Linked DNA regions of Mus musculus: region 2 is linked to region 1. The links are chromatin loops, found by intact Hi-C in ENCODE. Cell type or tissue: left cerebral cortex. All regions are shown on one strand. Region 1 holds the start of Kif13a (kinesin family member 13A). Region 2 holds the start of Tpmt (thiopurine methyltransferase).

Region 1 (4,000 bases):
AGGATATAGAATCTTTAGGACCAGGAGTTACAGACGATTATGAACTGGTTCCGTGAGATGCCTGGCATGTAGGTGCTGGAAATTGAACCCAGGTCCTCTGTAAGAGCGGCGTCCATTGCTCTTAACTGCTGAGCCATCTCTCCAGCCCTGGATGTATCTTTTTAAAATACCCAACATTCTAAAATTGCAACTGTTGGAAAGTGCCAGAACAACAATTTAGCATAGGGAAGACACCTTGCTTATTAAAGAGCTCTGGAAGAAGCAGACAAATTTTGAGAATAAGAGGTAATATTCAATAGAGCCAGCCAGAGGGATTTAAAAAAAATACAAGAACATACATAATCAAAGAATAGAATTTTAATTTCCTGGCTGTTGGATACAGGAAAGAGTATATATAGGAAGTAAAGCTAGGGAATTTAGTAAGAGGATGTCTCAGTAATCCAAAGGTGAGAATCGAGCCTCAGGGGCCTGTGAATCCTGTGGAAGAAATAGCTCGGGGCCTCTAGCCAAGAGCCTACAAAACTGTCTGTCGTGTCGTGTGTGTGTGTGTGTGTGTGTGTGTGTGTGTGTGTGTGTGTGTGTGAGAGAGAGAGAGAGAGAGAGAGAGAGAGAGAAATATTTGAAGAGCGGAATGAATGGAGGGACAGAGAAGGCGGGTAGCACTAGGAACCCAGGAGGCAGACTGCTGTATGACCCTCCGAGGTGACCTGAGTTCGTTGGTCGCCAGAATCAAGGTGAGAGAGACTAAGGAACAGCAGCGGAAGCACTGCTTCAAGTCAGGCTTCCTGGGAGCCGGAGGTGTGACTCAGTGGTACAGCGGTAGACCGCATGTGCAAGTCAGTCGCATCACGGGGCACCAGTTGGTGACAGACGGAATCCCTCCTATTTAGACCACCTGCTACACGTGGTTTACCATAATAAGTATCTCTCCTCCCTCAGTGTGGCTTCTGGAGACCAGAGCCAGCGAAGTTGTTCCTGCTTGTGTGTGGTCTCTACAGTACGGCACGCAGTAAGCACCCCATAAAACTCCCCATAAAGCAGTTCGTGAATGAGTGAATTTGGACCTTCATGCCATAGTGAGATTCCCCACCGGATCCAAACTGTTAAGACTTGGAGCACTTTTCAAAAACGCCTTGGCACCACGGAAGCGCCGCCCTCAAGCACTTGTTGAACCAAACAGAGCAAATCCGCTTCCTTCGGTTCCGCCCAGGCTGGGAGGTCTGGCTTTGGCAAAAGCGCGGATCGCGCTGCTGTGCCTTTCTTACGTAAGAGTTAATGAACCCTCCCGGCCATCTAGATCCCTCCCATTACAAGGGCGCAAGGGAAAGAAAATGAGCGCCGTATTTACAAACACACGGTTTTGGTGGTCCATTGCAAATTCATGTCTAGCCTTGGCTCCCCACAAAGAGCTTCCAACACCGCGGCAAAGCTCGGTGTGGGGCGCCGAGGGGCGGTGCGCTGTGGATGTCAGTGGAGGCGGAAGGATAGCGTGGATTAGGCCTGCGCACCCGGCACCCTCTCCAATGCCCCCCAGACCGCCCCAGGGCCCCGGCTGTGAGGGTGACAGCGGCCCCTGAAGGTGACTCGAGCTCCAGGAGGTGTCTGTGACGTCCCCCGCAGGCTCAGGAACAGGGGAAGCCAGGGGCTCCTTCTCCAGGCCCAGCAGCCCGGAGCCCGAACGCCTTTGCAGAGCGTCCCTTCCCGTGTCCCGGCTGCCCTGAGGCCGGAGACGCTCGCCTTTGTAAAGCGCCCCTTCCCGGTCTGCAGCGGCCTTACAGCCCGGGCGCGGCCCCCGGAGCGGAAGATGGCGACGCTGCCCGGCTCCCGGCGGCCGCGAGGGGCCGCGGTGCTGCGCGCTCGGCCCGGCCCGAGCGGCTAGAGCGGCGCTTGGGCCCGCGGCCTCCTCCCGCTGCCGCGCCCCGCCCCGCGCCCGCCCCTCCCCGGGCCCGGCCGTGCCCCGCGTCGCGCTCCCCCGGGATGGCCCGCGCGCCTCGGCGCTGCGTCTCGGAGCTCTCGGCGGAGCGGCGGCGGCCGCGCTCGGGGGGCGCGCGGCTGCTGCTGCGGCGGCGGCGGCGGCGCGGCGCTTGAAGGGGCCGCGTCGGGCGGAGCAGCGCGCCGCCAACATGTCGGATACGAAGGTAAAAGTTGCCGTCCGGGTCCGGCCCATGAACCGAAGAGGTGAGCCGCTCTCCCCAGCTCCTTTTGCATTTCTGCTCCGGCCGAGGGCGGGGGGCAACTTTGCAAACTGCAGGGCGGCCGGGGATCGGGGACACCGGTGTGGCCCGGCGTGGCCCCGGGTGGAGGCGGCGCCCAGGCTCTGGCCGCGGCCACTATGTGCCCGGGGCGCCGTCTCCCTGCCTGCCCGGACTGAGCCACGCGCGCCGGCTGCGGCCGCGGATGCTCCACTTTGCAACATCACCCTGCCCCTGTGCTTTCAGAGCTGGAACTGAACACCAAGTGCGTGGTGGAGATGGAAGGGAACCAGACGGTCCTGCACCCTCCTCCTTCCAACACTAAGCAGGGAGAAAGGTAAATCCCATCCCGGCGGCTCCTGCCAAGTTTGAGCCCGGAAAAACCGAGTGCGCTCTCCCATTGTTAGCAAGGGTGGCTTCAAGTTTGTCCCACGCTCATGCGGAAAGCGGTTGCAAGTGCAGGGTCCCCTCCCCTCCTTGTGCCCATCACTTCTTGTCCCCTCTCATCCAGAGCGATGTCTCCCAGGCAGGGAACCCTGGCCAGAGTCAGCACTCTGGCTTCCAGGCTCCTAGAACGTGAAGGGACCGGATGGAGATGTGTAGCCCAGGCCACATCTTAACACCTAGGAAAGACGTTATCTGAAGCGTGCAAATGACCAATCCAAGGCCTTATTGATGGAGTTCAGCTCCAGCGATTCTTACGTTGTTTGCCCCTTTTCGCAGAACTGCTTAGGATGTTGTATATGAAATGGGGGCTGGGAGCCTAAGAAATCAAACACCCAAGTACAAGGCTAGGGTCATTTAAAATCTGTATGTAGGTTGTTGGAGGTGGTGAGTTGAGATGGTGTCTGAAAGTAATTCGGGAATTTTGATTTTCGAGGAAACAGACAGAGTGCTGATACGGAGCTGTTTAGACACTGGGATGGGGGAATGTTAAAAGGGGCTGCATTTTCTAGATGGCAAGGCATTTGCATTTGAAAAGTCCTGACTGTGGGATCCTTATTAATTCTACTGTGTTCCATGCAATGGTATGGGAAAACGCCCTAAAATAGTGTGAATATTTGGCATTTTTATGGTAAGCCCCTGAGAAGAAATTGGTTGGGATTCATTCGTTATGGCATTGTAGGACCTTATAAAAATAGAAAAGAAAACCGGGATTCCGATTCGGCTTGGAAATGAGTACGAGTTTGACCCTGAAAGTCACCTGTTGGTTGATGAGCTCCATAATGAGTGGATTTTTGCTCTTTAAAGTTTCCCTGAAACCCAATTGTGAGTAGGGTTTGTTACTTTATTGCTAAGCGAGGCAGCTGCTTCCTTCTATAATCATACCCCACTGCAGCCCAGCCTTGCTAATTTTGGGGGTCAGATTGTTATGAGGGATAAGAATGGGGAATTCTTTCCTTTTTGTATTGAGCCCAGAGTGCTCCATTGACTTCGCAAACATTCTGCATTTCCTAGCAGATAGTCACTATAGCAGATTCTTATACTAACTTAATGGCTAAGTTATCTTAAAGATGTGTATAGATCTTTACATACAGTAATGGATGTATCCTTGGACAGTATTTTTGGACATGTTAAAATATTTTACAGTATATGTAGGCATATGGATAATAGTATAAAAGGTATATTTTATGGTGGGCATTAGTAAATTTGTTGAATAAACTAATTAAATAAGTGCCTATGCCATATCACTATTTTATTTGTCTTTCAAAGCTGGATCTTGTCATATTATTTCAGAAGACTATCTCTTTGGCTCTGGTTCGCCAAGGCAGCCTGGGGGGAACAGGTAGACTATTTTAGCTTCTCCT
Region 2 (4,000 bases), 110 kb before region 1:
TCCATGTAGATGGGTTCCCTACAGCGCTGGGTGGAATCCCAGAGTAAGACCCCTCCTCCAGGCTGCGGGGTTCCCATAGCCCAGAGTGGAAATCCAGACTGGGGTCCTGTCCACCCGGTCCGCAGCTGGTGCCGGCGCCAGAGTGCCAGGTGCAGCCGCCGCCCAACTCACCTCCGCCCGGCCGAGGCGCAAGCAGCTCCCTGCAGGGTTCCAAGAGAGCGACGAGTGGGAAAGCCCGCGGCGCCGCAACCCCGCAGCCCAGCGCGGGAAGCCCCGGCTTGCACAGGGTCCCCCACGCCACCCCTTCCAAACGCGGGACGCCGGGGAGCCCCGGGGAACGCGCGCGCCTCCAGACCAGGCTCAACACACAGCCGGCCGCTTTGTGCGGAGCTGTCACCCGAAGCCCGCCGCCACCCCCAAGCGCGCCCGCGTGAGGCTCGAGTCCCTACCTCAGAGCGCTGGCCAGGGGGCGAATGCTGCCCTGGGCTGCACCGGGCTGCACCGGACGGCCTGATCCGCACTGCCAGCTGCAGCAGCTCGGCCGCCGCCGCTTCCGCCCCTATCACGCCGTGACCCGGAGTGGGAGGAGCGCACAGGCCCAGGGAGCAGGAGGGTCCCGGCGCTCGCCCCGCCCCGATGATTTCCGCCACTGCGCAATCTCGGCAGCTGCTAAGGGCGGGGCCCTACGCGTTCTGGGCGGAGACCTTGCTTCGGGGCGGGGCTTAGGTTTGAAGGTGGGGCCTGGGCGGCCTGGGTGGGGTCACAGGGTCCTGGGAGGGGCCTGCGCGCCCTGGGCGTGGTCTGCACGCTGGGCGGAGCCTGCGTGTCCTGGGCAGAGTTCTCACGCCCCGGGCAGGGCCTATAGGACCGGAGCCTGGATAATCTTTTCCGGGGTGGGATCAGACCACATTGGGCGGGGCCTTCGCCCCTGGGGCGGGGCCTGTGAGTCCTTGCACAGCTCCCGGCTTACAAAGGCGGGCTAGTGTCTGAGAGGTAAGCAGCTAGCTGCAGCCAAGGTAAGTAAGTTCTCAACCGGTAGTAAAGGCGGTCATCTGCTAAGACTGTGTGAGCCTGTTACAGCGTTTTTTCAGAATGGGGCTCCCGAAAAGCATGGATGACCCAGCTACTTGAGTCCCGAAAAGGGGTTCCGATAACCGCAGCAAAAACTGGGAATAAATGATCAGACTAGAAATGCTTTGAGTCCGATGTATTAAGTAGCCCCTTGCTTAGTGGTGTGTTTCAGATAACAATGTCCACGTGTAAAATACTGAGCCATCCTGGAGATTTGTGGACTTCAGTGAAGTTAGCTTTTCAGTTTAATGAAATTCAAAAATAAAACTAAAGCAGAACCCAAGCATTGTTGTGTACGAGGAAGCTGAGGCAGGAGGATCAGGGCGAGCTAGAGGTCAGCCTGTACTATATAGTGAGTTCTAGATAGACCCTCTGTTAAAAATGAAAAAAAAAAATCCTAGGCAGAAAAAGATGTTTTTTAGGTAGGCATATTGGACGTAAACGTTTGTTAGTGGGAGTTATTGCGGATCTGTCTTTTCTCAACCTTGTACTTTGCACCTTTATTGTTTTTAGAATTTTTTTTTTTCTCAAAAAATGATCAGTGAGCACCACTCTGAGGCGCTGTTACAACAGCTAAGTGGTTGTGTTTAACAGCCCCAGCTTCGGTGAGGTAGAGCTGGGTGGGCTAAAGATCTTTCTTCTGTGTTCAGGAGAGCCCTTGTTTCTGTAGGGCACCTTTGGGCATCACAGCTTCTGATAGAGAGTGGAGATGGGAGGAGAGCGATTCTCTTGCTTTTCTGTATCCACAATAATCCCATACTTCCCTCCGACCTCTCAGAATGCTGGACTCTGCCCCCTGACATGAGCATCAGGGAAAAGCCTTTTGTTAGCAAATACTTGGCTGTGAAGTGCATTTCCGTTCCCAGAGTTGATGGGGATGGTCCTTCTTTAATCCTAAGCACAGAAGCTAAATCATGCAACAACAGGACATTTCCTTACATTACTGCCTTTGTGACATGTTTGCTGGTTCACAGATTCAAGACATATGATCACCAATGATTTAAAGGGCAGGTTGGAACTGTGGAATTTTTTTTTAGTTTTTTTTTTTTTTTCCTTATATGAACGAATGTCTTGCCTGTATTGGATCCACTGCAACGGGGTTACAGACAGCCACGAGACACCTTGTGGTTTCTGGGAATTGCACTGGGTTCTTTTCAAGAACAACAAGTACTCTTAACTACTGCTGGGATTGAAGGCATGCTGCCATTCATATCTTATTTGTTTTTGAGAGAGTCCTGCTACGTAGCCCTGGATGGCCTGGAATCTACTATATAGATCATGTCGGCCTGGAATTTGCAATAACCCTCTTGCCTCTATCTCCCAAGTACTGGGGGCATGTGACGACTCTCCTGTCTTTAATGCTGATATGTGTTTTTAAAGCTATTGCCCTAGGTAGAGGGTTTTGTAGCGTTCATTAATAGAATCACAATGTTCCTGAATGACATCATTGTAGATGTCTTTCCACTTAGGCACTGGAGACACCAACCTCAGAGACAAAAATTGTCTACAACCCGTGGATGGTACCATGTCCCTTGATATGAAAGAGCACCCTGATGCTGAGGTACAAAAGAACCAAGTACTAACCCTGGAAGACTGGAAAGAGAAGTGGGTGACCCGTCACATCTCATTCCATCAGGAGCAAGGGCATCAGTAAGACATGTTTGGTCTCTGGCAGAGAAATGCTTTAATCAGAAACTGACTCTAGCGGGTGTGTACCTTGGTGGGTAGAGAGACCTTAGCATGAAGGAAGGTCTTGGTTTGTTCTGCAACACTGAACAAAACTGGGCGCAGTGGCATATGCATGTAATATCAGCGTTTGAGAGATGGAAACAAAAGCATTAGAAATTGAAGCTGCATAAGTGAGTTTGAGGCCAGTGCTAAGCTCCAGGGAGAGAGAGAGGAAAGAAGAAAAAAGAAACTGACTTTGAAATAAAAGTAACACACAAATACATTATTGCATTTCTTTTCAGACACACTGTCATCTCATATCGTTAGGGAATCACAAAGCACCCATAGCACATCATACTTTGATTTCTCTCAGTGTGCAATAATCTGATTTACAGATATATGAAATATATCTTCTTCTTAAAGCTCACCCTCACTTTGTTCACGTTGGTCACAGGTGCTTATACATGCAGCAGATACTGAAACAACATCTAACTTTCTGTCTCCTTATGTTCTAAAGCAAGGGCAAGCAAGGGTGAGCTCCCACAGGCTGCCTCAGCAGATATAGGCACTTGCCACATACCCCTACAGCCTGGGTTCTGTCCCTAAACACCACATGAAGGAAAGTGAGAACTGACTCTTGAAAGCTGTCCTCTGACCTCCAGACATGTGCTATGACATGGGAACATCATACATGTGTATGATAGATGTACACATAGACATATACACACACACCATAAATTAACTTAACTAAAATTAAGGAAAAAGTTAAGTTTATTGAGAGAATATTCTCTGATATTTTGAAAATACATAAATTTAGAGACCCCTCTTCTTAACATCACTTTCACGTAACAACAAAAATAAGAATATAAATATAAATGTAGACTTTTCCAAATGTATTTCTCAAGGCAACATAAGCAGTTTTTACTTTCCAGTCATGAAAACTCCAGGTTGCTAGTCATATGTAATACTAAGTAACTGCGTAGTGAAGCAAGTAACTTAGCTAACCTGTTTCTTTGAGTGTAACCCGGAGGTTGTAATAATTAACATTACCTGCTTGTTACAATGTTGAGAGTACTGAGATAATGAATGCAAAAGTTCAGAGTGTCATAAATTCTCCTCTCCCCTTTCCTGTGATTCTGGGCTAGTTAAAGCAAGCATTGTGGTAACTTTGTTCTCTTCCCCAGGCTGTTGAAGAAGCATTTGGATACATTTCTTAAAGGCCAGAGTGGACTGCGAGTGTTTTTCCCCCTCTGTGGAAAAG

What was found. Hi-C counts contacts between places; a loop is a spot of excess contacts. Peaks named below come from ENCODE experiments on the same cell type or tissue, not always from the same donor. Only the 100,000 strongest peaks of a DNase experiment are listed, where the experiment ranks them.
Region 2: a loop joins it to region 1, with 8 times the contacts of the local background. A loop is called at or near these places in 1 of 42 quality-filtered maps.

What each region holds. Positions count from the first base shown.
Region 1 is chr13:46,927,745-46,931,744 of GRCm38, reverse strand. Kif13a (kinesin family member 13A) reads left to right here and starts at 2,027. Exons shown (of 38, transcript NM_010617.2): 1 at 2,027-2,178; 2 at 2,439-2,529. The coding sequence starts at 2,124. In left cerebral cortex, CTCF peaks have their summits at 1,759 and 2,569; DNase peaks (open chromatin) are centred at 518, 859, 1,222 and 2,429; H3K4me3 peaks cover 2,450 bases; H3K27ac peaks cover 1,856 bases.
Region 2 is chr13:47,040,120-47,044,119 of GRCm38, reverse strand. Tpmt (thiopurine methyltransferase) reads left to right here and starts at 903. Exons shown (of 9, transcript NM_016785.2): 1 at 903-1,016; 2 at 2,541-2,721; 3 at 3,924-4,000. The coding sequence starts at 2,597. Kdm1b (lysine (K)-specific demethylase 1B) reads right to left here and starts at 621. Exons shown (of 21, transcript NM_172262.3): 1 at 450-621. In left cerebral cortex, a CTCF peak has its summit at 1,599; a DNase peak (open chromatin) is centred at 749; H3K4me3 peaks cover 1,532 bases; H3K27ac peaks cover 789 bases.